Linked DNA regions of Homo sapiens: regions 1, 3, 4, 5 and 6 are each linked to region 2. A link is an interaction called in ENCODE POLR2A ChIA-PET data of the cell type or tissue named here. Cell type or tissue: HepG2. All regions are shown on one strand.

Region 1 (4,000 bases), 410 kb before region 2:
ATTTATTCTTTCTTTTTGAAGACTTGTGTTAGTGTGAAAGGAGAAAAATCTTAAGTTGCTAGAAAGGTCCCTAGTCCAAGAAGGGTTAAGGCAGAGTTTCTCCAGTGGCGTGGCTATGGATGTGCCAAGGTATTTATTGATTCCTTCAGCTCTCAGGGAGTCTTGAGTGTGGCCTGGCAGGGCTGGAGCCTCTAGGCAGTCACCTGCAGCTGGGAGCAGCATCGTTGGTTTTATCCCAGAGTGCCAAAGAAAGATTACTTTCTATGTGTGCCTTGATGTGAAAAGGATTGGGAAGCATTGGGCTCTTAAAAAAAAAACTAAAGAAAGGACTAAACCTTGTTAAATCTTACCTTTTGGCAATATATTCCTTTCTGGATATAAGCCCAAAAAAGTCATTTTTAATTAAAATGCTACTTTTGAAGATGAATTAATCCCTTCCTTATAAACATCCAAAAGCTTTTATTTGGTGTCTGTTACTTAGGGAGCTTTTGCTGGGTGTTGGAGACAGCTTTTAGCTGCCAGGTTCTGGAGCATTGACTGTACTGCACTGTGTGGTTGTTCCCCAAGCAATGTACTGCTGTTTTGAAGTGCTCAGAACTCAGAGTATCAGTCAGGGGCAAGTGAAACTTAGAGATTTGCCATTTGATGTGTCCTCAGGTGTTTGTAACTGTTCAGGATCAGAGTAGGGGAATTAATAGCAAAAAGAGGAAAAATATATATTTTTTTCAGTGAGAGATAGAGTGTGTGTGTATGTGATGTATGTGTGTGAGTGTGATGTACCAGTCACTGAGTTCCTACAGAGCCTCTTCTGGAGGATAGGTGTTATTCCCATCCTACTGGTGAGAAAACTGAAAACAAGAGGGGTTGTGCGATTTCACTAAAGTTATGCAAGATTAAATGGTAAAAAGCAAAACTGAGATTCAAGCCCAGGATCGTTTGAAGCTTTTGAGCTTGTGCAGTTAGCCACTGTAGTATACTGCTTCTCTGGATGAGGAAAAGGAATATTGTCAGGGGAGAAGGATTCTATCTGGGGCCTTCGGGTTGTGGGTAAAATGGGATTTGATGTCATCTATTTATTCATTCGACAACTGCTAATTGAACACCAGCTACGTGCCAGGCACTGTTCTGGGTGCTTGGACTATATCAGAGAACAGAAGAGACACATCCTTGCCCTCCAAGATTACTGCTCTCAGTGTACTTATATTCCAGCAGCAGGGAGACAGTAAGAAATGTTCAAGAAATAAACATTCAATAAAACATATCAGAACTTATTATAGTAAATATAATAGGTAAATTAGATAGTTTGTTAGAAGGTAATCGTTGCTGCGGACAAAGGAACAAGTAGAGTAGGCTAAGGGGAATCAGGAATAGATAGGAGAGGAGGGCAGTTGGCATGTCAGAATAGTCGTCATTGGAAACGTTTGAGCAAAATTCTATCACAAGACATGGGAAAACTTTCTTATTTTTTGAATAAAGGTAAAGGGTAGACATATTTTCTTCTGAAACTGTGCTGGCTGCAGACATTTGTAAGCAGGTATACCAACTGCATGTTTGAGACTATCTTTACCCATAGGAAAGTGCCAACAGAGTGGGCAGTAGTGGATAAACAAGGCCAGGAAGGATGCCATTACTTTAGAAACTTAAGAGCTCCCTAAAGCGAGGTGGTCATACTATAGATGCCAGGACTGCTGGGGACTCTGAAACCCTTTTCTTCTGGAATCACCGTGAATACCGTCAGTCTGTCATGGTTCTGATGAGCTTAGGCAAAGAGCAAAGTATCCATCATATTACTTCCTCTGCTTTCTGGTATGACCTTTACCTTAACCCTCTGGACCTGGGCCTTAGAGATGTAGAGTAAATGTGGAGAATGTTTATTCTTCTGCTTAGCAAATATTTATTGAGAAGTTAAGTACATACTATGTCAGGTACTGTGGAGGATACAAAGAAAATTTATAGCATATTCTCTGCTCTCAAGAAGCTTATGAGCTACCTGGAAAATAAACCATTGACACTGCAGACAATTACACAGAAATACGTGGCTACATGTTATGTGCACCAAGCATGTGGCCGAGATCACACATCTGAGAGGCAAGACCAGGATGGACTGGAGACATGAGAGAAGGCTTCAGGGGAACATTGGGCCTTGGGATAAACCTTGAAACTAGCTTTCTGTTTTTGAGGCAAGGGACATGGTATGAGCCCAGGCATGGAGGAGGGCATCAGAAAGTGTTTGCAGGAGGCAGTGAGTAAACCAGCCTGTTGTGTCAAGGAGAGAGGATGTGTGAATGGCAGGGTGGGTGCAGGTCAGCATGTGAGAGACCACAAATGCCGGGCCAAGCAGTTTGGGCTCTGTAGGCCTGTAGCCTTCAAAGTGGGGTTTGCAAGACAATAATATATGTGGAAGAATACGTTAGTGTGTTATTTCTTTTATCGCATCCTGTTTTATTATTATTATGGTTATTGTTAGAGACTAGGGTATCGCTATGGTGCATAGGCTGGCCTTGAGCTCCTAGGCTCAAGTGGTCCCCCTGCCTCAGCCTCCAGAGTAGATGGGACTACAGGTGTACCTGGCTTTTAGCTATTATTTTACATTTGATATGTAATGTACATAATGTATTAATAGAATAATATATAATTTCTAAGTTAATAAGTACACAAAAGCTGGGAGCATGTGCTCAGAAAGGTCCTTTCAGGTAGTAGGTAAGAGTGGACTCTGGAGCCAGCTTGTCTCCCTCTGGATCCTAGCTCTGCTGCTTACTAGCTGTGTTATTTTGGGTGAGTTACTTAATTTCTGTGCCTCCACTTCTTCTGTAAATGGGAAAATAAAATGACCTCATAGGGTGGCTGCGAAGATTAAATGAGTTAATATGCGGGAAGTGGGTAGCAAGGTCTCTGGTATATAGTAAATGCTCAGTAAATGTTAGTTGCTATTATTAATACTTGCTGCTACTGCCACCACCACTGCTACGGGCGGGGGGTGAGGGGGTTATGATTAAAAATGTAAGAATCACTGGTGTAGATGGTGAGTAAAAGACCTTGAGCTAAAGAAAAATGTGTTTAAAAAAATTAATGTTGTACATTGAAATAATACTGTAAAACATGAGGATTCCTATTGATGTGTGAGTGCATGAGACAAATAAGTCCATTTTCAGCAATTTTGACTTTATGTGTTATCATATTTCACAGAGAGGTTCCTCCGGTCAGTCACTGTGTTCTCTGCCTTCCTGTAGATCATGTTAAAGATTATAAGAGCTGAGATTAGCTCAAATTTTTAAGGGCAGAGTTCTTGCCTATCAGGTTGTTATTCCTTGCACCTGTTTTGTTTTGAATTACATCCTCTCCCTCAGATCCCACTGGAAACTTGAGGAATCAGTGTCTCACACTGTCTGAGACAAAGGACTCTTTTATCATGGGAAGGGAGAAATTTGAAGTTCATAAAGTGAAAGGAGATACAGGATCCTCCTAGATAGATTAATCTAGCACATTCCAAGTTTTTTTTTCATCTTGGAAGATATGCTTTCCATCCCCTGCGAGCCATTCCACTCTTACTGTCTGAGACTTCATATGACTGACGATAATTCTGAATATACTTTAAAAATTATGCAACACAACAAAACATCTCACCGTGGGTACACTGTCAGGCTTTTGTCATTTCCTAGAATCCCTGTAAAATATCTGATGGTATGTGGTCCCATAATGTGAAGGGATTTGTTTGGTGGTTCCCAACCAATAAAAATAGTATTATTTGTTGTTATTTGTTTTTAGTATATGCAAATGGAATAGGCCAAAAGTAAGACCTTTGTTTTTATTGGGATAGCATATTTGAGATTGCACGTTTATGTACTTGTGCTATAGCTCTTAGATATATTTATGGCACCCAACGTATTTGAGTTACTAAGGACACAGCTGACCATTTAAAAGCACTGTGGTTGAGTATAGCCAATTTGGCAGCCACCCCAGATGCCTGAAGTAAAATTGACACACAGGCTTAAAGGAAAGT
Region 2 (4,000 bases):
ATAAATTACACAGCCTCAGGTATTCCTTTATAGCAACACAAATGGACTAATACAGTGACCTTATAAAAGAGGTTGAAGGGAGCACCCTAGTCCCTTTCTTTTGCCCTTCCACTGTCTGAGGACACAGCAAGAAGGTGTCATCTTAAGAGTAGAAAGTGGCTGGGCACAGCGGCTCATGCCTGTAATCCTAGAACTCTGGGAGTCCAAGGCAGGCAGATCACCTGAGGTCAGGAGTTCAAGACCAGCCTGGCCAACATGGAGAAACCCCGTCTCTACTAAAAATACAAAAATTAGCCAGGCATAATGGTGGGTGCCTGTAATCCAGCTACTTGGGAGGCTGAGGCAGGAGAATCACTTGAACCTGGGAGGTGAGGTTGCAGTGAGCCAAGATCGCACCACTGCACTCCAGCCTGGGCAACAAAGCGAGACTCTATCTATCATCTCAAAAAAAAAAAAAAAAAAAAAAAAAGCAGAGAGCAGCCCTTACCAGACACTGCATCTGCCAGTGGGACTTCCTGGCCTCCAGAACTGTAAGAAATTACATTTCTATTGTTTATAAATTACCCAGACTTAGGTGTTTTGTTATAGCAACTGGAACAGACTAAGACAACCTCCCTCTGGCTAAAACATGGTCATAGGGCTACTCTTAGTTGCAAAGGAGACCATGAAATGTAGTCCTTATTCTGGGCTGCCATGTGCCCAGCTAAAAACGTGGGGATTCTAGCAAATGAGAAACAGGGGTGTAGGGAGATAATCAGTCATGCCTGCTACAGTCTGTCTCCTCTTGAAAGAACTCTTTGAGGGGCGAGGACCACATCTTACCATCTTTACAGGCCCAGCCAAGTGCCCAGAAGCATAAGTGACCACATATGTTCAAGTTCCATTTTCTCAGACTATGACTCAATTCCATCATAATGGGCATTTATAGTGCAACTTGTGTCTAAAGCACCCTTTATCTATTTAACTAAGGTGCCTCTAGCTTTCATGTCTTCAACTTCTCCGGTTTTGTGGAATCACCTTCCATTTTCCAAAATCCCTGAGGGTTCTTTGGGGTGAGCGTTTCAATTCAATGGGCTCTCCAAGGTCACTTTGCTCCTTGTTGTGGCTGTCAGCCTGTGCCTGCTATCCGCTCTCTGAACCGCCTCTCTCTAAGCTGACGCCCATCTCTCTTTCATCCCTTCCAATGAACCACATACCCAAGGCTCTTGTGTGTGGCCAACGTTTGGTCAAGTTCGGGAGGAATGGGGGGTGATTATAGCACAAGGTCAAAAACAACTTCAAGAACACATATCACATCTTCAAAACATGTTGGTCACTCCCCAGCACAGGGAATCTCTTCCTGGCATTGCTTCTTGGCCGGTCCTTACTCTGCCCCACACCACATTCTCTAAGCCTCCCTCTCTCTCCTGATGCCAGGTATCTCTCTGTTCTCATCCATTTCTTGTGCCTTGACCGCGTTCCTGAGCGGCCCTCACAGCATCAGCATTAGCATTCCTTTCGCTTTATTACGCAGATCTGTTCAGTTCTTGCTTCATCTCAGCCGTACATATTCAGGGGCCCTCAGTTTTCTAAACCCTTGACCCATCACTGTGTTTCTGTAGGCAGAAGGCTAACAAGCCCTGAGATGAATGATGCTCTTCCCAAGGAAGGCAGAGGAGGCGACAGTCCATTTGCGTTCTCTCCTCTGCAAGTACAGGATCTCGTTTGATTCTCAAAACCACCCTAGAGGAGACAGGAGGCACCTGAGGCCCAGAGACGTGAAGCCACCTGTCCAAGGCCATACAGCAGGTAAGAGGCAGGGTCGGGCCCCACACTGTGCTCCAGTGCCCCTGTTCTCAAGAGGAGCAACCCGCATTATCTTGTGTCATCTCTGAGTGCTCTGTGACACGAGACTTATTTTCTCTTTCCCACTCCTAACCAGGCTGGTCCCATGACAGCCACATGCAGGGCCCACCTGCCCTGCCAACACCGTGCTCAGGGCAAACACAGCTCTAGGGACACTCTCCTTGGATGCATCCTACTTAACAGTCCCCTGAACGCACCCACATGGACTCCAGCCTCAGATTCCCAAATGTCCTGCCCCCACCCACTTGCAGGGCCAGGTCAGTCCCCACTAGAGGGTGGGAGGGGAGGTGGTAGTGGGGAGGAGGGAAGGGGAGAGGCTGGGTAAAGGGCTGGAATTGAATAGCTGCTTTCTTCTCAGAGGCTTCCCCCACCTCCAAGTGGTCATTGATTAACCCTCTAGACCAGATAAACCCTCCATGGGAGGAAAAAAATGTGTGTTTATCTTGGGTCATAAAACATCAATATTGACTTCTCACCGGTAAAGCCCCAGGGGAAGAGGAGGTGGGGGCTGTGGGAGCAAGCCAGCCTGGGACACACTTGCCTGACACCCAGAGGCCAGCACACACATTCTCCTTCCCTATCGAGAAGAAGCCAGATTCCCACCCCACCTCCACCTCAAAGGCATGCCCTGAGCCAGAGGCCTGGTCTCGCTGGGCCTCTTCTCTGCAACCCGCAGCTGCATGGAGCCCCTTCCCCTTCCTGCATTGCCCCTCTGCCCTGCTCCCTGCAGATAACAGAGTTATACCGGACCCAGGTCAGGAATCAGACTGCCCCTGCTCTGCTGTTTCCCAGCTCCAGGACTTGGACAAGTGGCCCGATTTATGCCTCAGTTTCCTCGTTTATGAAATGGCCATAGTAATAGCACCCTGCTCTCATCACTGTTTAGGATGATCAAACAGGATCACGTACGCATATAACAAGCACTAGAGCTGGTCCTGCTGTAAACAGCATCACTCACTCTCTCTCCTCTCCTCCTGCCTCTTGATACACAGCCCTTTGTGGACCTTCCTCCTTGCTCTTGGCTGAGGCCTCCCTGATGGGGTGGACAAGACCATATTCACACAGGGCCAGAAACCAGAGGTGGTCATGGTCCCGCCAGGACTGGGGGATCTCTCATCCCTCTTCCCTCTGGCCTAGAATGAATCAGCTCTCCTGACACCCTCTTGGGCTGGCATTTTCCATCAGAGGGCCTGAGGAGGGTGTCTGTGGCCATGTGCTGCTCCGGGTGGGGACTCCGGGTCTAAGCATGCAGCTCCACACAGCTCAGGGACCCTCACACCTTCATTCTGGGGTCTTCTCTCTGTCCTCCATCTCCTTCCTTTTTGGGGTAAAGGTGTTTCTCCCCCTCCTCCCTGTCCTTCTGAGGGTAGGAATGAGGATGTTCTCCATGCAGAATCTCCAGCCACCCTGGCCTGGGCACTTTCTACCACATTTAATCCTGGACTTGGGGAGCAGTGGGGGAGGCATTTGGGGCTCCTTGATCCTTACTCAAGGCCGGCGCCCTCCATTCCCCTGGCCCCAGGTGAGCCCCACCTGATGCCCTGGGAGGCCCAGGCCCCAGACCCATGTGCCCTCCATCCACTGGGAGGCCCAGGCCCCAGACCCATGTGCCCTCCATCCAGCTGGACAGCGGGGCCCTGTCCCTGGGTACCTGGTCAATAATTAACACTGAGCAAACTCGGGCCATGGCCAGGCCTCCCAGGAGGATCAAGATGAGACAAAAGCCCTCCTGTCTGGCTGTGCTGCCATCTTGGTGGAGGGTTACTGGCCCCTCAGTCACCCCAGAGTGACAAACAGCCCCATCTCCATCAGGGAACTAGAGCAGCTGCTACCCAGCAAGGCACTGGTGACACTAGGCCCTAGAGGAGGACAAACAAGGGTGGGCAGGCAGTCACATGCCTGTTTCTTAGCTCCAGCTTCATGTTTGTGAGTAAGCCTAAGACAGAGGCTGGTGAGCTGAGGGTCCACTGTGGGGCTCCTCAAGCTAGGGTGCTTTTGTAACTTGGCTCATGGGGGGTGGTCAAACCAGAGACCTGCCCGCATCCCTTTGAGACCAGCTCTCAGCTCCCTCTTCCTTCTTCCCACTCTCCTACCCTTCCTTCCTTACTTTGAGTGTCTTCTGTATGCAAAGCTTAGTGTCCTTTCATCTCTCCCC
Region 3 (4,000 bases), 170 kb before region 2:
CTGGTCCCCTCCGTCACCTGCCTGTTCCCCCAGGCACCTCATTCTTGAGTGGTCTGATGCAGGCTATGATCAGGGGCTTCACTCTGGCCCCTCAATAGCCCCTGTGGCTGCAACTTGGGCCTGCCCAATCCCTAGTGTGTGAGCCTGCCCGGTGCGCCTCTGCCTCACTCTGGAGGGTGTCATGAACTCCTAAAACAGATCTGATGCATCCTTGCCAGTCCTGAAATAATCACACCAACAGCTTCAGATTCCCCTTTCAGTCCTGTTCCCAGATGGTCCTCTTGTCTCTCACCTGGACAAGGTTCCTCTCCTCCAGGGAGGACTCCCTGACCACCCACCCATGGGCTCTGCGGCCACCACATGCTCTACTCATAGGTCTCAATTTGTTGCAGCCAGGCTCAGCCTGTGGGAAACCCGGGCTTTCTCCCAAAAGGGATTACCCATGACATGGACCCAGCCAGACCTTTTCCCACTCAGAATTTCAGCATGGTGCTGTGGCCCCCGCGGGAGGTTCTTCCTGTAGAACACCAGGATCCCCGCTCACCTTCCACACATAGGCTCAAAGCTGCTGCTTCCCAAAGCTCTGCTTCCCTGGGCCACCTCCCACCCTCCCTTGCCTGGACAATGGGTTCGAGGGGCTCACCTGGTCAGAGAGGGACAGACCTCCAGGTGCCGCTCCCTCCAGGGCCTCAGAGAACTCAGAGCGCCAGGGTGGGGGGGGTGAGGGTGGGGTAATTAATCATGGAATGTGTGTCTGTGTGTGTGTGTGCAAGTGTGTGTGGCATTCATTTATAGAACAAACATTTCCTGAGCACTGGCACGTGCCAGACACCATTGCAGGCACTGGAGAGATAGCAGTGAACAAAACCAATGGCCCCTGCCCCCAGGAGGCAGATGTCCCAGCCAGGGAGACCTAGGAGGCTGCAGGGCCTGTGAGTGTCAGGGAGTGTGAGTGAGTGTGAGGATGGTGAGAGCCTGTGGAGAAGGGGCCTGTACAGGAACAGGGCCAGGTCTAAGTCAGGACATGGGTGTTCAGACTCAAGTGTCTGTCTTTGGTGGATAGGAGTGTCCACTGGGTTCTGTGCCAAGGAGTTTGTGTGCCTGTGCAGGCCCAGAATTGACATGTGCCTATCAGCCAGTTTGGGAGGCTGTGTGGCAACCACACCTGGCTGGCTCCCAGGCTGCGGGGCTCTATTTTTAGAAGCGACAGCCTGCAAATCCCCGCACCCACCCCCATCCCTATCCCATACCTGCTCAGGTGCCTAGCCTCTAGGGAGGGCCCGGCTGGCCTATCTGCAGAGAGAGCCCACACTTCAAATGGAGCAGCCTGTGGCCCCCAGGTAACCGGGGTGGGGTGTGCCTGGGTTCCTGCTGATCGATGGGGGAATCCCAGCTGCCTTGCCTCACACCTGCAGCCCTACCTCCTGCCTCCCAGCATAGCCCCTGTGTGGGAGGCACAGCTCTGGAACCCTCCAAGGCTCCGCTGGCCCATGGTGTGCCCTGCCTGATCACCCTCAGAAGTGGGCCAGGCAGGGTTGGAGGTGAGAGGGGAGGAGGGAAGCAGATCAAGGATGACCTCCCATCTTATCAAATATCTGAGCCCCTCCATCACCCCCTCCTTCCATGGGGTCTTCTTCCCTGGCTGCAAGTGGATAGTCCAGGTAGGTAGAAGCTAGGGCTGCCTGGGTGTTGCCCTCCCCTGCCTCTGACACTCCCTCACTCTCTGCACCGTGTGTCCTATTTACCTGATCTTCTCTCGCCCTTGTCACTGCTCTGAGTTAATAACAGTCGTGCATTGATCTGTTAGCAGGCATGATGCTAAGTGCTTTGCGTGTATGCTCTCCTTTCATCCTCAGAGCAACTCTGTGAGGTCAGCAATTGTTATTCCACTAGAAGGGAGAAAGCCGCAGCTCAGAGGCATCCACATCACCCAGTGAGGAGGGCAGAGTGTAGGGCTTCCTGCCCAGGTTCTGGAGAGCCCTTAGCTGTACTGCGGCCTTGGGATCACGCTCTGTTGCTCTCCTCCCAGCCATGGTCCCTTGGTGGGAGCTGAGCTGTGTCCTCGAGGGGTGTGGACTGTGGACATTGTTCACAGGAACCAGAGACATCACTCTTTAGGATTCTACCAGCAACACCTGAATTGGCTCGACATTTGTGGAGGTGATGTTTCCCCGAATTACTCACTTTTGTTTGATAATAATTAAAATCTTTATTTGGTCTTATTTAATATAGTTTAGAAGCTATCTAATCTGGTTTTTTTGGAGAGGCAAACTTCTTTTGAAAATGTAAGTTTTGGCTGGGCGAGGTGCTGTATGCCTATAATCCCAGCACTTTGGGAGGCCGGGGAGGGTGGATCACCTGAGGTCAGGAGTTCCAGATCAGCCTGGACAACATGGTGAAACCCTGTCTCTACTAAGAATTAGCCAGGCCTGGTGGCGGGCACCTGTAATCCTAGCTACTAGGGAGACTGAGGCAGGAGAATTGCTTGAACCTGGGAGGCCGGGGTTGCAGTGTGCCAAAATCATGCCACTGCACTCCAGCCTGGATGTCAGAGTGAGACTCTGCATCAAAAAAAAAAAAAAAAAAAAAAAAAGAAAGAAAAAGAAAAGAAAAAAAAAGAAAGAAAAGAAAATGTAAGTTTTGCTTTTAATTAAAAATAAAGTCGCCGGGCACGGTGGCTCATGCCTGTAATCCCAGCACTTTGGGAGGCCGAGGCGGGTGGATCATGAGGTCAGGAGTTCGAGACCAGCCTGACCAATATGATGAAACCCCGTCTCTACTAAAAATACAAAAATTAGCCGGGTGTGGTGGTGTGTGCCTGTAATCCCAGCTACTCAGGAGGCTGAGGCAGGAGAATTGCTTGGAGCTGGGAGATGGAGGTTGCAGTGAGCTGAGATCACGCCATTGCACTCCAGCCTGGGCAACAGAGTGAGAGAGAGACTCCATCTCAAAAAAAAAAAAAAAGTCTTAGTTCAGAAAACTCAGGATGCACAAAACTATTCAGACTGTTACTTTAGCATTTTCCCATTACTGCATCAGTAATATTCACCACACTTTGCTAGATGTTCATTGATTAGAGTATTGGAATCAAATTCTGCTCTAAATGTGTGTGAATACATTGGAGAGGCTTTGTGTTTTTCACTGTGAAATGCAATTGTGTCTCTTTTTTTTTTTGACAGTCTTTCTGCGTCGCCCAGGTTGGAGTGCAGTGGTGCAATCTCAGCTTACTGCAACCTCCGCTTCCTGGGTTCCAATGATTCTTCTGCCTCAGCTTCCCGAGTAGCTAGGACTACAAGCACATGCCACCACACGCAACTAATTTTTGTATTTTTAGTAGAGACAGGGTTTCGCCATGTTGGCCAGGCTGGTGTTGAACTCCTGACCTCAAGTGATCCACCTGCCTCAGCCTCCCAAAGTGCTAGGATTACAGGTGTGAGCCACTGAGCCCAGCCACAACTGTGTCTTGAATAAGAAGGTGCCTAGAAGTCAAATTAAAGTAATAATAATGACTTATTTTTTTAAATGTGTTTTATTGGCTCCTCTTCTTCTGTGCACTCCCTGGACTGAGTTAGGGGTGCACAGAGGGAGGAAGGAGCAATAAGCACATGTGGGGTCCAGGCTGTAGCCATGGAAGATGGTGGCAACCAGGGGATCCCAGCCACCTCCCATCCTCTGGTCCCTCCCCTGCTGTAGAACCTACAATGGCTCCCTACAGATGCTTCCCAGGGTAGCTCCAAGTCCTCTGTCCAGCAGGCAGCCTTGCCTGCACAGCCTCCCTCTCCTCCTCCCGACAAGCACCCTCTCACCCAGGCAGACACTGCTCCTGCTCTGCCCGTGGCCCGTGGCCTCTTCTCTCGCTGCCCTCCTGCCTCAAGCTGAGGCACCCTACCCACTTCATTTCATTCAATCTGCAGAATGTCCCCACAGGCTAGGTTTTCTTATGCATTTTTTTGTTTGTTTTTTAGAAATGAAGAAACTGAACTCAGAATAGGACAGCAAC
Region 4 (4,000 bases), 470 kb before region 2:
TCACATCATACCTATAGACAGCATTGTGTCTTAATTGGGAGTGTAACATTTGCCTGGTGACTACTTGGGTTTTTTGTTTGTTTGTTTATTTTTCTTGTAAATAAGTCTCAGCCTGAGTGTTCACAGACTTACAAAAAGCATCGGTTCACTGGGGAAAAGTGAAGCATTTAGCCTGAATAAGAACAAATACACACACTCTTTTCTGGTTTGATTTGCACGGGAGTTAGATGTTTTTTTGGGGGTGGGTGGAGGGTAGTAAGGGATATTCTAGTATATTAGGAAGAGTCTCTTAATTTGAATACAGGAGAGACAGGAGACTTATTGGACCCAATGGAATTATCTGTGGTCCAGTGATCTCCAAAAATGCTTTGTAACAGCAGATGATTAGATTTTAAAAGATCAGTTTAGCTGGCAGTTTGCCTGTTCATCTACTCCCATAAATTCAGTGGGTGGGCCTGACTCAGTGTGTCGGAGTAGAAGCTCAGGTGAGGAACCTTAATCTAACCTGACCAGGCTGATTGACAGCAGTGGAGAGACTGCCATACAACCAAACCATGGGGACACATGAACTTCTTTGGAAACTGGCCTGTCTGGGTCACAGTGTGTCCTCTGCTTGTTAAGAAGATGCCTGGCACAGCAGTAGTTAGATTACTTGTAAAATAGAAACCTTGGAATGTCTAATGACTAGATTGGGAAATAAGATAATTGGATTCTAGTTCTGTATTTACCTCCAAGCTGTATTTTGATGTTGGGAGACTCACTTCATTTCCTTGGGTATCAGTTTTCTCATCTGTAAAAGGAAATGAGTACAGTCATTTGAAAATACTTCTAGTTTTATTATGTTCCTTGAAATATGGGACTATTGGCACCACCCCCTCACTTGAACAATATGAGTTGGCATATTAATATTAATCTTAGTTAAAAGTGTTAGCTGAACAAAATGATAGAAACAAAAAAAAATTATTTGAGAATATTGGACCTTATGCTAAATTAGTCTATTCACTTTTAATGAATGAAAGAGGAATTGTTGGGCAATTTCTTTTTTCTTTCTTTCTTTCTGAGATGGAGTCTCGCTCTGTCACCAAGGCTGGAGTGCAGTGGTGCTATCTCAGCTCACTGCAACCTCTACCTCCTGGGTTCAAGTGGTTCTCCTGCCTCAGCCTCCCGAGTAGCTGGGACTACAGGTATGCGCCATCACGCCCGGCTAATTTTTGTATTTTTAGTAGAGACAGGGTTTCACCACGTTGGCCAGGCGGGTCTTGAACCCCTGACCTCAGGTGATTGACCTGCCTCAGCCTCCCGAAGTGCTGGGATTACAGGCGTGAGCCACTGAGCCCAGCCTGTGATTTCTTGATAGTATAGTAGATGAGACAAATGTAGTACTGTTTGAACTGTTGGCATGTTTAGTACACATTCCTGACTAAGGTTATGTGATGCTCTTTAGAATTAACAAAGAAGAGTTTCTGTAATCTTGTATATATCTTTAGAGTCAGGTTGATTAACATGGAACCCCTATGGCTGAAAAAGAAGGGGCAGGATTTGTGGGAAGTTCTAAAAAAAATAGCAAGAAGATAGCAAATATTTACTAATGCCTCCTATGTACTAGACACCATTCTGGGTGCTGGGATCAGAGCAGAAATTAGATAGTCTTTAGTCTCAGGGAGCTAACATCCTAGTGAGAGGAGATGGACTTTAAACATGTTTCAGTAAAACAACAGTAACTGTTAATGTTATGAAAAAGTAAAATTGGTATTGTAGGGAATAATGGACAGTGGGGGATGGAATGTGCTTCTGTAGGTTGGAAAGATAGGGATAATAGGAAATGAGGAAATAAGGAGTGTGGATAGCTGTTCAGAGTTTCACTTTAGAGTTTCTAAAGCCATCAAGCTCTAAACTTTGCCTCTGGAGCTCGTGGTGGCAGTTCAGGATCTGTGCTTGCCTAAGGATAAGAGAGAGGCCAAACTGTTGATCACTTGCCTCAATCCTGCTTCAACCAGAACAGCTCTGGTTTCTTTGTTTTAATTTAATAGCATATTTTTTATTGTGGTAAAATACACATAACATAAAATTTACCATCTTAACCATTTTTAAGTATATGGTTCAATGATATTAACTATATTTATATTCTTGTGTAACCATTACCACCATTTATGTTCAGAATTCCTTTTATTTTGCAAAACTGAAACTCTATACTCCTTAATAACTCTTCATTCCCCTTTTCCTCCAGTGCCCCAGTAACCACCATTCTACTTTCTGTCTCTATGAATTTGACTGTTCTAGCTACCTCATAGAAAGGAAATCATACAGTGTTTGTCTTTTGTGACTGGCTTATTTATAGCCACCCCTGCTGTCTTCCGTTACTATTTATATGGAATATATTTTCCCATGATTTTACTTTTAATCTATTTGTGTCCCTAGAGCTAAAGCAAGTCTCTTGTAAACAGCATATAGTTGGATCATGTTTTTTTTTATCCATTCTGCCAATCTCTTGTCTTGTGGTTGGTGAGTTTAATCCTTTACATTTAAAGTAGTTACTAATGAGAGACTTACTTGTGTAATTTGGCTATTTGTTTTCTATATGCCTTATAGCTTTTTTTTAATGTTTAGTTTATTTTTTGCTGTGAAATGTTTTAATTTCCTCATCATTTCCTTTGTGTGTTTGTGTATATTCTATAACTATTTTCTTTGTGGCTGCCATGGGTTTCAATTTAATATTCTAAGGTTGTAACATTCTAATTTGAATTTATACCACCTTAACTTCAGTAGTATACAAAAACTCTGCTCCTATATGGCTTCGTCTCTACCCCCTTTCAGTTACCGATGTCACAGATTTATATCTTTATACAGTTGTGTCCAAAACATTAGTAGTTGTTTTATTTTTGTGCATAAATCTCTTAATTTATGTAGAAAACAAAGTATGAAGTTATAATAATACTGGTTTTTAATCTAATAATAGTTTTTAAAAATATGCTAGTCTCTTAAATTTTTGTAGATTACAAAAAGTGGAGTTATAAACCAGAGTTACAATGATCCTAGCTTTTGTAACTCCCCATGTATTTCCCTTTACTGAGATCTTTATTTTTCATGTGACTTCAAGTTCCTGTCCAGTGTCCTTTTATTTCAGCTTTCAGGACTCTTTTTATATTTCTTGCAGGGCAAGTCTAGTGGTACTGAACTCACTTAGTTTTTATTTATCTGGGAATGTCTTATTTTCTCCCTCACAGTTGAAGGACCGTTTGCCAGGTATTGGATTCTTGGTTAACAGGTTTTTTTGTTTGTTTCTTTCAGCACTTTGAATATATCAGCCCACTGCCTTCTAGCCTCCAAAGTTTATAAGAAATTGGCTGATAATCTTATTCAGGACCGTTTGCATGTAACAAGTCACTTTTTCTTTTTTAAGACGGGGTCTTGCCCTGTCACCCAGCTTGGAGTGCAGTGGTGCAATCACAGCCCACTGCAGCTTTGACCTCCTGGGTTCAAGTGATTCTCCCACCTCAGCTTCCCAAGTAGCTGGGAACACAGGAGCACACCACCATGACTGGCTAATTTTAAAAATTCTTTGTAGAGATGGGGTCTCACCATGTTGCCCGGGCTTCTCTTTCTGCTTTCAAGCTTATCTCTTTGTCTTTGTCTTTTGACAGTTTGATTTTAATGTGTGTGGGTCTTTTTTAGTTTATCCTATCTGGAGTTTATTGAGCTTCTTGGATGTTTATATTCCTGTCTTTCATCAAACTTGGGAAGTTTTGGTCATTATTTCTTTAGATAATCTCTTTACCTCTTTCTCTCTCTCTCTTCTCCTTCTAGAACTCCCATAATGTTTGTTCACCTGATGGTGTTCCACAGGTCCCTTGGACTTATTCACATTTCTTTAATCTTTTTTTTGTTCCTCAGACTCAATAATTTCCCTTGTCTTATCTTCAGGTTCATTGATTATTTCCTTTACCTACTCAGATATGCCTTCGAATCCCTCTAATGAATTTTTTACTTCAGTTCTTGTACA
Region 5 (4,000 bases), 480 kb before region 2:
AGCAGAAGTCTGTCAAAACAAATATTCTAGTTTGAAAATACAGTCCTGCGGGGGAAGCAGGAGGAGTGGATAGTGGAGGAGGCCAGGGCGTGTTCTGAGGCTGAGTATTTATTTCATAAGAATTCTGTGTTCTGAAAGACTGTTGTTTGTAGGAATGCCGGAGGAAGCGGGATTGTGGTACATTAAATGTACTGATGAGCAAGATTTTTCTGGGGAATTTTGGTTTGTTCTTGTGCTTGTTATGTAGCTCATGTGATGACAGCCTTTGCCGAGAGTGATACATTTTGCTAACAAATAGCCTTCTTAACTTAATTCAAGAGGCATTTAACAAAACTTATTAGTTTACATGGAAAAAAACCCAGGCCCAAGGATACTAAACACACATAAACAAAGATGCACATAAATACCAGTCCACTTCATAAGCATTTATTTGGCTAGGAATGCCAACATTATACAATTCCAATCTTGAAAGTATTCATTGATTGATTCAAAAAAGTAAAACTTGTTTTTCCTTCTACTTCTTTTTTGTTACTTTTTTTTTTAAGTTACTTGTTTTATAGATGAGTAAGAGTATTAATGGATAGAAGCAAAAGTTTTAGATTCCTTTGTTATATAGTTGCTCAAAGCTACTATTATAGAAGTTGCTCTTCAAGTTGGAGAAACATAGGCTGACATTTTTGGTTTTACCCACTGGGATGGGAGTAGGTGCTAACCATATTAAGCCTCACGGATGAAAACTGTTGCATACAAAAGTGGATTTATTTCTTCTACAGAATTTTCTGACCATATATCAATATACAACTGAGATTTTGTGAGATAACTATAAATAAAATATACTACCTTATAATATTGTTGTAAATGATCTTACATAGTAGAATGTATTAGTAATAAAGCTCTCAAAATAACTAATAAAATAGAGATCAGTTTATTCTTAGCTTCTTCCGGCAAATTTTAAACTTGCTACTGTAAGCAATTCAAGGAGCACATGCCTGTGTCTGGAGCACTGAGAGGAAACCATCCTGCTCTTTCCTTCCCTGATTTCATATACTTTAGTTATTGGAAGAAAGATTAATTAATGTAAAATTTCTTTACTTTTAGTAATTCAAAAGAATAAAAATTTTTTGAGGGCTTGAAAAGATCGTGGTGCACCATTGGCACCATTGGAATTTGCCTTTAGTAAATGTAACATTTGTTTTCTAAAGAATTATAACAACATACTTAAATTCCAGAACAGTAAGCAAAATAGCTTAAGTTCACTGACTTGAAAAAACATTCTTTTATACTGCACGATTCTAAAATAAATACTTAAAAGAAACAGAGAGCAAGCCATTCTATCTTGGATTTCATTTTCCTTCAGATAGAACAGCTAGAACAAACATTCTTGCTAGTTAACATTGCCTGTGTTTTTATGAAGTTAATAACTGACCTGTCAATCACGCCCTATATAAATACGGTAGTTGAATGCTTTCTGCTTTAGAAGCACTTTTATTTACAAGAGCTGCCAGCCAAGATTTCCAAAGGACTCCACGGGCTGTTTGCTTTGATCTGTTTTGAGGGCTGGTCTCTTTATACCTGTTGGTTTGCTCTTTCTGATACCTTTGTGTAATCAGGTATGGGGAGAGCAGATGTGCAGAATAAACACATCTTAAGGGAACCAAGTCTCAAGAGAAATCAAGTAATTATGAATGAACAGCTCTAAAAAAGAGAGAGAGAATATTTTCTTAAATCAACTTAGTTGCTGTTATGACCAAAGAACAGATGTTGTGGTGTTCACCCCAGAGAAGCAAGAGATTTTCCCTTAAACCTCAGCTTATAATGAATGGAAGTGGTATGTGTATCCCTCACCCTCAAACTGTTGCTGTCCTTTAAATTTGTAAATTGCTGAGATGTTGCAGCTCTTCTCAGTTGACTTTTGCCTTTGACCTTTTCTCATTTGCTTCTTCCCTAGGAAATGTTAACCACATGTCTCTGCCCAAATAATTGAGTCTCTGTGAGAGTGTTTACCTTTATATTTTGAACTGGAAATGCCTTTTAGTATTTAAGACAATTTTCCAAAAAAGATGGCTTTTTGTTTTGTGATTTTGATTTGGAGTTCTCCCTCAACACTGAGGGAGAACGGAAAGCCAAATTCATCTTTGTATCCCCGCAAATGGCAACCATAGGGCACAGTGTATAAGAGAATGATAGAAATGAAGAGAAACCAAAATTCTTTGGTCTTCCTTCCAAAATGGCCTATTCTGAGTTTAGTTTATTTCACTTTTCAATTAAATGTTGCCCTAATCATTTCCATATATTACATTTAAATATCACTTTTCTCTAGGAATCTGAATGTTTGAACATATTAGAGGTTGTTACCTTCTATTTTAGTTTGAAATTGAAACATCAAACCAAAAGGTAGCCTCCCCTGTTTTTTTAAACTAGAAATGTTTACCTTGACTTTACAGTCCTTTAGGAGAGCCTGATTTAGAGATTTTCAGGCACTAGAAGTTCACCTTACTATTTCAGGAAATTCTCTTTATACTTTTCAAATGGCTTTCATGGACATTTTTTGGTCAGCGCCTTCCCCTTTTGTGACACTGGCAGGAATCTTAGAGTTTCTGTGGAAAGATGCCTGAACGTTACCCATGGTTTGGAAAGCAGGTGTTTTATTAACCAGAGTTTTCTCCTTTGTTGCTCTAACATTTTCAAAATCTAGTATCTTAAAATGTTATTTGGTTCCTTATTTATGGTTTTAAAATTCTGGCATCTCTATAGTAATCAACAAAGTATAAAATGCAGCCCGAAATCCCCTTGATTCAGCAGCCTTCCTCAGATACTCACTTGCCAGAGTAAAATTATTTGGTAAATGTTAAGGTAGATTAAAGCTTGGGTTTAAACTCTGTTCCCTCTGGGCACCTTTTGGGGGTCAGAGGTGGTAAAGCTGTGGTATTGCCTGGAGCCAGTGCAAACTAACACCGTTGTGTTGCCTGTGTGAAGGCAGAAACCTCTAAGGGATGTGAAACTGCCAAAATTACATTTGAACATTTTCAGGCCTTTGATTGCAGAACCTTTGCTGAAAGCAGTAGTGCAGGGTAGCCAGAGATCAGGCCAGAGAAGCAAGGAGGAGTAAACTTGGATCGGCCATGCCACAGATACTAGGGGAGAAACTGCCTCTCCAAACGATGCACAAGGGACAACTCTGAAGGTCCATGGGACTGCTGAGTTAGCAGATTAGCTGAGTCCCCTCCAGTATTTTCATTTTGCATTCATCCAGGGCTCAAACCTATAATTAAATTTTCTGAACAAAGACTCTATTAACCCAGACCATCCAGATTGATGACTAACAGCTCTTCCTTCCAGGTACATAAGGAAATCTGTAATGCTTAAAGCAAAATAAAGACCCTAGTCAGGTTTGGGGGAGGGCAAAGTCAGGGAGTGGATGTAGTTAGGACTGGGTTTACCTTTCAAAAATCATTTTTTAGTACTTAAAATGGACCTTTCAATGGTTCCTGCACTTACTCAAGTGTATGTGATTTACTGAATGATCTAAAACTTAGTCACAGGGATTTTAATTTAGATATCTATGAAAATGTGTTGGTTTTTAAACTTTTGGCACATTGTTTAAAAATTCTCTCTTTAATATTTTGTGTGGGCAGTGTAGACTTAGGTGAAACTTTTCAGCACAGACCCAGACACAGTTCATTATGTTACTCCTATGCCAAAACTTCAAGTAGCTTTCCAGTGTTTGAGAAATAAGGTTCAAATTCATTAGCTTGGCATTTGAGGCCTTCCACAGTCCAGCCTACTTTCTACGAGAGGTTTTTGCTCTAGCCTTGGCTGTTGTCCCCAGCAAACCTTATACACCTCTGCCTCAACAGTGTCCTTGTGCCATCCCCTTCTCCACTGACTTTTCTCCTCCTCCTACAGCCTCCCCACACTCCTGGGACAGGTGAATCCTAACTGTTCTGCAATGCCAAGCTTCACCTAGAATACTTTAGGACCTCTGCTTTTCCAAATCTGT
Region 6 (4,000 bases), 130 kb after region 2:
CCAAGGAAGTGGCCATGGCTTCTTCCAAGAGGCACATGCCCGTCCAGGCCCCAGGCCAGCGTCCCCCTCCCCTCACCCCTCACCCTGTGGCTCCCCTGCTCACTCCCATCGACACTCTAGAGAAGAAGCTACTGACAAAAAAATGTTTAAAGATGTCACAAAGTTAGCAGCAAATCAAAGTCCTCGGAGCCCTGAAACTGACATGGTAGAGATGTAGGCCACCTGCCCTTTGAGATTCTGGGAGAATTGGCCGCACTCCGATCGCTTACACACTTTTCCGATATGTCTTTGCCTCGGAGCACCAGTTCCTACTGCATTTGTTCAGTGGGCAGAGAGTGTCCCGGCCCCACATTCACGGGCTAGAATAATCCACCCCTTTCCTTCACTCCTTTGCCACGAGACCACTCACACAAGGCCTGTGTGTGGCCAGGCCAGAGGGCTTTGCCACAGGCCTAACCAGTGTCTACCCACTGAGGAAGGCCAGGCAGCCCTCCCCAGTGGATGCGGGCCTTTGTGAGGACAGTTTCCGTGGGCCGGGCCACCAATCTGGAGGGCCCCGAGCTGTGTCCACATTCACATTTCTTCACTCAGGCCAGGCTGTGTGCGCACACACACCACACTGTCACACACCCAGGCTGGACAGGGTCCCCCACTCTCTTGCAAGAACTGGACAGAACTCACACTTGTGTTCACACCCAGCTGGGCCACACAGGCATTCACACGCTCACCTGGACTGGCTAAGTTCCTATTCAAGGGGTTTCTGCCTCTGCCCACCAGGATAATCCCCACACCAGGGAGAGATGCCACTTTTTGTGTCAGGGAATAAGATACCCCGAAGCCCACTGGAGAGGCCAGGGCCACTCTGGGTAGGGTGTGAATGGGGGCTGGGACCCAGGCTAGCATAGGGCCTGGCTTCTGTCCCCCAGGTCCATCTGGGCCAGTTGGCCTGTGGGCAGGGAGCTGTCTTAGGCTGACACGGTGCTCTTAGGTCAGGGGAACCCAAACACAGAAAGGAGGCCTCAAGAATGTCCCAAATGTGAAATGGATTCAGTTCTGCCTGCTTTACTCCCCAGGCCTCAGCCATTTCCCCACTCAAACCTTCTCCCCCGCGCCAAACACCCCTCCTCCAGCCTCTTCCACTCTCATGACCTCCGTCCCAGCTGCCATGATCCCACCAGATTATGTGGCCAGCCTCTCATCCTAAAACGCCTACTTCATCAGGTAACTCCCCTTTCAAGAACCTTCAAGAGCTCCCCTGCCCCCCACCCCACCACCCCCATTGTGTAAGGAGGACCTCTGGCTGGCACTCAAACCCCTCAGGATGAACCGGAGCTGACTTTCCTGCCTTAGCCGCCTCTTTTCCCCTCCTCTGGACCCGGGTCCACACTGTCATTCCATAGAGGCGTTGCTCTTTTCCAGCTCTGCATCTTTAGCAGAACCTCCTGTCCTCTTCCTTCTCCCGGAATGTCCTCTTTTCCTTCAGATCCTCCCCACCCTGTAGGGCCCAGCTAAACCTCCACCTCTTCCAAGAAGCCTTCCCTGATGACACAGCCCCCAGGGAACGCTCCTCGCTGCCTCCTCTCTGTACTCTGTGCTTTGCCTCCCATGGCACCTCATCTCCTGCCGGGGACTTTGCTCTCCACTGCCAGGACCGTCTCCTCTTCCCTGCTTGTCCTCCCCTGAGCACAGAGCTGGACACACAGGCCCCGGCTCCTGGAGGAAGGTGTTATGGGCCTCCCTCGCCCCTAGCCTACTCCAGCCACCCAGTTTGTGTGATTGTCTCTCCCTGGATGCTGTAGGTCCCCAGCTGGCCCAGCTCCCACCCCCACGCCGACCCGGTGCAGACGCAGCTGCTGCCCCAGGAGTGCTGAGGCTCCCAGTCAGGCTGGGGCCTGCTCCGCTGGGCGGGAACCTCGCACATTCCTTCAGAATTAAACAAGGGCCCGCTGGCTCCAGGCTCCCCAGGATGAGGATCATCCGGTTTGCTTTCTCCCTCTCCAGGCAGCAAGGCCCACTTGGTTCCAAAGGAAAGTTCTCTGGGCAATGACCTCAACAGCCGCAGGGAAGGGTGAAGGGTCACATCTGTGGCCATTTGGAAACCCGGGTCAAGGCCTGAGACTCTGCCCTGGGCCCCCTCATGCCTGGTGTTCATTCTACCATCCATCTCCCATACTCACACACATGTGCACAGGCACAACACACACACACGCAGACACATGTAAACACACATGCACAAATGTAAGCGTGTACCCCCACACATAAATGTGTGTATACACACAACATACACATGTAAACACACAAAGACATGCACACAAGTGTAAATACAGACACACGCAGACACACATGCAAAGCACACACATACATACACAAGCACACACTTGCAAACACACGCATGCACACACATACCCCACTGCTGCCCTTGACTGACCCTGAGGTGGGCTGGGTGGCCTGGCCACAATGACAGGGCTGAGTCTCTGGCAAAAAGCCCACCCCTCCTTTCCCCAGAGCAGTTCGGGAAGAGGGCAGAGCTGTGATTTGAAGCACGGCAGGTCATTTTTCACAGTTCACCTTCAAACAACCTCGGCCCAAGAGACAGAGTACTTTTTAGCAAAGACAAAAAAAAAAAGATTTCCCATCACACTGCCCCCAGCCCACGGCTGCACGTAGTGAGAGAAACGGCCAAGTGGAGTGGGAGGGAGGGTGCAAGGTCAGGCTGAGCTGCCACACACCCCTCGGCTTCTGGAATAGGCCATAGTTGCCATGTCTGCTGGGTGGAAGGCAATGTGGAAGGGCTTCAAAATGTATCCCCCAAAAATGTGCTCAGTGCTTGGCTCCAGTGGTACGCCCTAAACCTCTCCTTGCTCTGTGGATCCCTCTCACTCTGCCTCCACTTATCCTAACCTCCCTCGCACTAGCTGGCCCATGAGTTTGAGGATATCAGGGACCCAGGTGGTCCCGCGCACAGAGCAATGAGGAAAGCAACGAGATAGCGCTCTCCAGCAGACATAGATGGGGCCTCATGGGACAGTCTCAGGCAGTCACGCCATCTCTAGAGGTCCACAGAGTCCCCAGTTCCTGGGTGGTGGGAACAGAGATGGTTTAAGACCACTCCCATATTTCCTCCAGAGACTGGGCAGCCTTTGAGAGTAGATTCTAGCAATGTTTGAAGAAACAACAGAAGCCATAGTCCCATGCTCCAGCCCAGTCTACGAGGTTGTTGCAGTCACCTTCCTAAGACTTGGTCCATGAAACTAAGTCACATGATCCTGCTCAGATTCAGTGAGCGTGGCCAAATGTATCACATGGCCTACTCCACGCCAGCCTAAGCCCTGGACAGTCATGTGGCCTGGCCACTGCCAGTCCAATAACATGGCGCAGAAAAAGAGGTTGCCTTTCCAAGGTACTTGATTTCCATTGGTCGGAAAGTTAGAATATACTGACAGTGTTAGAATAAGTACTTCACTGCCACCTGCAGAAAATATGACATAAGAGATACAGAAACTGCCCACCTTTGGAGGCAATGAAATTATATAAAAAAATGAAGATTTCCAAATAATAAAGCGTCCATGATCCAAGCAGCGCCCCCTCGCCGTGCCCTTGTGCTCTCTGCGGCAGCCTTTCATGAGGCCTCCGTCGCCCCTGCTCTGGGCTGAACCGTGTCCCCTAAGAGCCATATTATTGAAGTCCTAATCCCAGCACATCAGAATGAAACTGTATTTGGAAATAGGGCCATTAAAAAGGTATTAAGTTAAAATGGGGCTGTTAGGGGCTGGGCGCGGTGACTCACACCTGTAATCCCAGCACTCTGGGAGGCCAAAGTAGGAGGATCACTTGAGCCCAGGAGTTCAAGACCAGCCTGGGCAACCTAGCAAGACCCCTGTCTCTACAAAAATAAATAAGTAGCCGGCTGTGGTGACACACACCTGTGGTCCCAGCTACTCGGGAAACTAACATGAATGGATCGCTCTAACCCAGGAGTTCAAAGCTGCAGTGAGCCATG

Evidence for each region. ChIA-PET counts read pairs that join two places held together with the same protein. Peaks named below come from ENCODE experiments on the same cell type or tissue, not always from the same donor. Only the 100,000 strongest peaks of a DNase experiment are listed, where the experiment ranks them.
Region 1: POLR2A ChIA-PET joins it to region 2 with 6 read pairs; 4 of 35 experiments call an interaction of 5 or more read pairs at or near these places.
Region 3: POLR2A ChIA-PET joins it to region 2 with 6 read pairs; 6 of 35 experiments call an interaction of 5 or more read pairs at or near these places.
Region 4: POLR2A ChIA-PET joins it to region 2 with 6 read pairs; 1 of 35 experiments calls an interaction of 5 or more read pairs at or near these places.
Region 5: POLR2A ChIA-PET joins it to region 2 with 5 read pairs; 2 of 35 experiments call an interaction of 5 or more read pairs at or near these places.
Region 6: POLR2A ChIA-PET joins it to region 2 with 7 read pairs; 2 of 35 experiments call an interaction of 5 or more read pairs at or near these places.

Annotation. Positions count from the first base shown.
Region 1 is chr2:43,387,921-43,391,920 of GRCh38, reverse strand. All of the region lies in intron 29 of THADA (THADA armadillo repeat containing), which reads left to right. Among named protein-coding and RNA genes, the nearest start is that of LINC01126, 160 kb to the right of the region's middle. RefSeq lists silencers at 479-578, 619-668. In HepG2, no CTCF peak of the experiment used is centred here; a DNase peak (open chromatin) is centred at 1,820; H3K4me3 peaks cover 610 bases.
Region 2 is chr2:42,978,071-42,982,070 of GRCh38, reverse strand. No RefSeq gene overlaps it. Among named protein-coding and RNA genes, the nearest start is that of LINC01819, 59 kb to the left of the region's middle. In HepG2, a CTCF peak has its summit at 2,387; DNase peaks (open chromatin) are centred at 2,250, 2,920 and 3,580; H3K4me3 peaks cover 496 bases.
Region 3 is chr2:43,150,264-43,154,263 of GRCh38, reverse strand. No RefSeq gene overlaps it. Among named protein-coding and RNA genes, the nearest start is that of LINC02580, 50 kb to the right of the region's middle. RefSeq lists a silencer at 1,280-1,428. In HepG2, no CTCF peak of the experiment used is centred here; a DNase peak (open chromatin) is centred at 1,853.
Region 4 is chr2:43,449,166-43,453,165 of GRCh38, reverse strand. The region is part of intron 26 of THADA (THADA armadillo repeat containing); the gene reads left to right. Among named protein-coding and RNA genes, the nearest start is that of THADA, 140 kb to the left of the region's middle. In HepG2, no CTCF peak of the experiment used is centred here; a DNase peak (open chromatin) is centred at 1,715.
Region 5 is chr2:43,460,862-43,464,861 of GRCh38, reverse strand. The region is part of intron 26 of THADA (THADA armadillo repeat containing); the gene reads left to right. Among named protein-coding and RNA genes, the nearest start is that of THADA, 130 kb to the left of the region's middle. RefSeq lists enhancers at 2,876-2,935, 3,086-3,275. In HepG2, no CTCF peak of the experiment used is centred here; a DNase peak (open chromatin) is centred at 1,511.
Region 6 is chr2:42,852,287-42,856,286 of GRCh38, reverse strand. No RefSeq gene overlaps it. Among named protein-coding and RNA genes, the nearest start is that of TRI-TAT2-1, 44 kb to the right of the region's middle. RefSeq lists an enhancer at 1,370-2,202. In HepG2, no CTCF peak of the experiment used is centred here; a DNase peak (open chromatin) is centred at 1,636; H3K4me3 peaks cover 830 bases.